Regions from separate parts of the Homo sapiens genome. Here region 2 is linked to region 1. The links are chromatin loops, found by intact Hi-C in ENCODE. Cell type or tissue: heart left ventricle. All regions are shown on one strand. Region 1 overlaps DCPS (decapping enzyme, scavenger). Region 2 overlaps ST3GAL4 (ST3 beta-galactoside alpha-2,3-sialyltransferase 4).

Region 1 (2,500 bases):
CTGTACGTATTCAATACAGACGCAATGTCCTTCTTTTTTTAAGTATTTTTATTCTTCATTTGGTTGAATCCACAGATATGGAACCCACAATACGGAGGGCCGACTGTACATGCGGTGCCTTTCGCTCCTGCTTTTCCTACCAAAACTAGGGATGGGGATTTGGAAGTCGCAGCGGTTTGCTTCAGGGCCCGGTTGCTCCCTTGTTTAGCTGCATAGCTTTTCCCTGGGTGATATTTGAGGTCAGGATTGTCAAACTTTTTCTGTCAAAAACCAAAGAGTCAATATTTTAGGCCTTGTGAGGCACAAATGGTCTCTGTCTCCTCTTCTTCTTTTCCTCCCATCTTCCTTCCCAACCCCTTCTTCTTCTGCCTTTTCTGCCTTCTCCTTCCTTCTTCTTTTTCTCAACCCCTGTGAAAATGAAAATATCACTCTTGGTTTGCTGATTGTACAAATAGAGGTCCAGCTGGCCATAGTTTGTTAACCTCTGTTCCAGATTTTTACCACTCAAAGTGTGGTTTGTGAACCAGCAGTATTCGCACCACCTGGGAGTCTGGTAAAACAGAATCTCCTCCCCATTTCAGACTACAGAATCACTGGAGTCTGCATTTTAGCACAACTCCCTGGTGAGCCATATGCACGTAAAACTTTGAGAGGCACTGGTCTTTAAAAAAACACCATCTGTATGCCGGCGACGCCCACCTTTATTTCTCCATCCTTGACCTCTCCAAGAACTCCGGGCTCATATTGAAATAAAGCCCTCCTTGACATCTCCATTTGGAGGTCTCATAGGTGCAATTCAAGAATCCGATGCGCTAATGTACTTAAAAGCACTGAGCACAATACTAAGTAGTAGCTGCTGTTATTAGTCTCATGTGCCAGGCCCTATGCCGCGTACCGTAGCTTCAGAGATGAGTAAGATACCATCCTTGCCCTCACAGTCTTGTTTGGGGTCAGGGGTGGGGACATAGTGGTGAAAAGAGGAGAGTTTGGTCACTGCCTGGATATAAGGGGTGAGGTCCTCGAAGGTTGGAGCCATGTCGCCCATATTAGGTGCTTTCAATAAGTGAAGAATGAACCCACAAACTGACCTATGTGTAGATTTGTTTTCCTGTGGGCTGGGCATTCCACAGCCACAAGGTGGCAGCATTGCCAAAATAGTCCTGTGGCCCACTCCAGCTGTCCCCTCTGTGGGAAGGCCAGCTAAGTCAGAGCCTGGGACCTCCCTCTCCAGTCCCAGCCTTGGAGTCAACTCAATGCTGCCCACCCCGAGGGCCCTGAATGTGCAGTTCCTGCAGCCTCAGCCCTCTGTCCCCCTGCATGGTTGTGCCTTTGAGTTTTTCTGCTGTCTCTGGCTGCTTCTTTAGACCTCCTTCCTAGAATACTGTTTGCCTAGGGGAGCCCCCACCCCTCATTTCTGAGCTGGCCACAGTAGAAATCATGGGCTCAGCTGATTTTTTTCTGGTATTCCTCTGGTCACTGGCAACTTTCTTTTCCTCTTCAAGTCTGGAGGTTTTGCAGTCTCCTCATTCGTTTATCCCCTCCACGTTCTCAGCTGACTGCAAGAGGCTGCTCGTGTGAGCCACTCATCCTTCCAGCTGCAATGTCCATCCCAACGACATAATGGAGAGAGCATGGGCTTTAGGAGTTAGTCATGCTGGGGCACTCATGCTTTCTCATGGCATGCACTGGGGCAGCAACATGCTGTTTCTGAGTTTTAGCACAGTGCCAGTGCTGAGAACAAGCCTCACGTCAGGCAGACCTGGGTGCGAATCCTGGCTTTGCCATTTGCTAACCATGAGGACCTGGGACATTTCTTTATTCATTTAACAAATGTGAAGTGTCTGCTATGTGCCAGCTACTCTAGTAGAAGCAAGGTCTGTGTTGGTGAAGATAACCGATGTCTCCCTGTCTTTGCAGTTCTAGTGGGGAAGGCAGACAGCAAACAAGGAAGCAGATGTCTGAGTGGCCATGAGCAGGAGAGAGCCTACTCAGACCAGGGCTCTAGGAGGGCTCTCTGCAGTGGAGCTGACACCCAGGCTGAGGCCTGAAAGATGGGAAGAAGCCAGCTGTGCAAAGAGGGGAGAACACTCTGGGCTGAGGAATAGCACGTGTTCTGGGGATGGAAAGAAGAACAGAAATGAGGCTGTTATGTCAGGAGTGATGGGGTGGGATGGTGGCAGGGGTGTGTACTACAGATGAAGTTGGGGAAGTAGCTTCAGTTATTTTCTGTTAAATTAGGTTAGAAACTGAACTTACCTCAGTGGGTAGGTTATGAAACACATAAGGAAGTTTTCACAACTTTAGCCACTGCCCGCAGTGAGAGATATGTTTCACATTATGGTCTATTACACATGGACTAATAGACATGAATAGAAATGAAACTTTATTTATTGAGTTAGTTAGTTAGTTTGTTTTTGAGACGGAGTTTTGCTCTTGTCATCCAGGCTAGAGTGCAATGGCGCGATATTGGCTTACTGCAACCCCTGCCTCCCGGGTTCGA
Region 2 (2,500 bases), 81 kb after region 1:
CTTTCTTTTTCAGGCTGAATAATATTCCATTGTATGCGTAGACCACATTTTGTGGATCCGTTCATCCACTGATGGACGCTTGGGGGTTGCTTCCACATTAGCTATTGCAAAGTCAATAATGCTGCTGTGACCACGGGTGTACAGATATCTCTTTGACATCCTGGTCTCAAATATTTTGGGGATATACCCAGAAGTGCAGTTGCTTGATCCTATCCTGTCCCTTGCTTTTCCCTTTGCTTCCTTGTTTTTTTTTTTTCTTTTTGTTTTATGGGAGTGCTGATATATTCAAGTATTTGTTGATTGCATGCATTATGCCTGACTTGCTCAAAGCATGATGTCTTGAGCACTTAGCAACCTTGTGCCTGCTGAGTGGTGGAACAGTTCTGAAAAGGTCTGTTCTGGAGTGGGGGTGCTGTTTCGGAGAGCGATGAATCAGGGGCTTGGGTGCTGACTTTAGGAGGTGCGGCTCTTGGAAAGACAGAGTGTGACTTCCCCAGTGTGGTCTCCTTCCTTTTCCTCACCACTTCTCCTACCTAACCCCAAGAATGAGTCCTTGAGTCTGTCTCAGTAGGTGGATCTGCATTCAGTGCAGGGCAGAGCCTGGGTGGCAGTGCCTCTCCTTGCCTCCCTGGCTGCTACAAGGTCCTGTGTAGCATCTGGTGTGGACCCAGCAGCCAGGAGGAGAGCTGAGTGTGATTGGGGTCGTGGTGGGGCCAGTGGCAGTGGATCTCTCTCTTTGTTGGGCTGGGCCAGCGCTTGAATTGAGAGGGGCTGCCATGTGTCTGGGGAGGGCAGAACCCAGCGTCACTGACACCCTCCAGATACAGAGTTCTTGCTCTGTGTTTGGCCCATACCTAATGTTGTGAAGTGGAAATACTGGGGTGTGTTTTGAGGCTCAGAACACCTGTGATAACTTGGTCGTGTGTGTGTGTGTGTGTGTGTGTGTGTGTGTGTGTATGTGTGTGTATGTGTATATATAAAATTATTTTCCTTAACACCACTGACCTGAAGGCAGTTACACGTAATTTACAAATGAGGAATCTGAGGCTTTGAGATTGTCAAGGTCACCTGACCAGTGACTGCAGAGGCTGGATTGGCCTGTGGGCCTGAGTCCGTACCCCTTTTCACTGGCTCCTCCTGGAGGCCACATGTACCTTGCGCTTCCTGGGGCTTGGTCCTGGGGTTTCATCTCAGGTTGACCCCCGTTAGGAGGAAGTAAGTAGGAAGGAAGGAGATTTCCTGGGTATTAGGGTGTCCTCAAGCCTGCAGCTCTCCTGGGACTGCACAGAGTTTACTGTCGGACATCAGTTCTGATATGGTGCAGCAGACATGGAGCTGGTAAGTGGTTAAGATCAGTCGGACATGACAACCTCCAGTTCTGCAGAAGCCACTTCATTTGCCTGGGGATAAAGCAGGTCCTTGTGAGCTCATCGACATGCATTTGGCAGAAAGTGCGCTGGCTCTGCCAGCTCCCAGTGTGAGCTTCTAGCAAGCCCCTTGTGCCTTAGATGCCCAGGTCTTTTCAGAATAAGCCTGGCTTGTTTTAACTTGATGCAACTTGCTGCTCACAGTCATCTTATTGTTTGCTGATGAATTCAGACCTCCATTCATTTAAATATTTGTCAGTTATCTACCATGTGTCAGGCATTAAATTTAGTGCTGGAGATACTATGGGACATAAGAAGTCCCTGCTTGCTGGGAGTGCGTGGTCTAATTGGTACTTGGGACAGTGTGGTTTAACTGCCACAAAGTTAATAAAGCAGCATGATGTGACAGAGCTGGATGTGGGGGAGTGAGGAAGCTTCTCTGGACTGGGTGGTCTGAACCCCATGCAGGGAGGAAACTGTGGCTGGGAGGAGAGGAGGCCGGAAGAGAGGTCTGGGCTTGGGTCCCAACCACTGATTCCAGATCTCTCAACATTTGTAACACGACCAACTCCTGTTCTTTTTTTTTTTTTTTTTTGAGACAGGCTAGAGTGCAGGGGGACGATCATAGCTTACTGCAGCCTCGATCTCCTGGACTCAGGGGGTCCTCCTGTCTCAGCCTCCCAAGTATCTAGGACTACAGGTGTGTGCCACCACACCCGGCTAATTTTATTTTTATTTTTATAGAGACGGGGCAGAGTCTGCAGTCACATGCCTTGCAAGTAGCAGAGACAGGGTTTAGTCTCGGTAGCCAGTGCCTAGGGCACAGGTCTTGGCCAGAGGAGAGAAGGCTCAGGTGAACCAGTTTCATCTGACCTGCTTGCTAACTCAAACATGGCTGCCCAACTGCGTGGGCTGGCAAGGTATGTGAGGTGGGTAGCTGGGTGGCCCGCCCCTTGCAGGCACTGGGGCAGGATATCAGGGGGTCCAGAAGAGGTTGGGTTTAGGCAGAGTAGAGGTGATTGTGTGGGCCGGGGGAGCAATGTCACCTTGAATGTGTTTCCATACCCAGGGCCCAGATGGCTCAGGAGGAGGGGGATGGGGACGGGGAGAGTGAGGTCTTTTTGACTTTGATG

The links. Hi-C counts contacts between places; a loop is a spot of excess contacts. Peaks named below come from ENCODE experiments on the same cell type or tissue, not always from the same donor. Only the 100,000 strongest peaks of a DNase experiment are listed, where the experiment ranks them.
Region 2: it touches region 1 in a loop (4-fold over the local background); 19 of 110 quality-filtered maps call a loop at or near these places.

The regions. Positions count from the first base shown.
Region 1 is chr11:126,309,532-126,312,031 of GRCh38, forward strand. All of the region lies in intron 2 of DCPS (decapping enzyme, scavenger), which reads left to right. Among named protein-coding and RNA genes, the nearest start is that of TIRAP-AS1, 6.5 kb to the left of the region's middle. RefSeq lists an enhancer at 1,887-1,956. In heart left ventricle, a CTCF peak has its summit at 1,136 (motif pointing right); a DNase peak (open chromatin) is centred at 1,170.
Region 2 is chr11:126,391,017-126,393,516 of GRCh38, forward strand. The region is part of intron 1 of ST3GAL4 (ST3 beta-galactoside alpha-2,3-sialyltransferase 4); the gene reads left to right. Among named protein-coding and RNA genes, the nearest start is that of ST3GAL4, 37 kb to the left of the region's middle. In heart left ventricle, a CTCF peak has its summit at 1,151 (motif pointing left); no DNase peak of the experiment used is centred here; H3K27ac peaks cover 2,350 bases.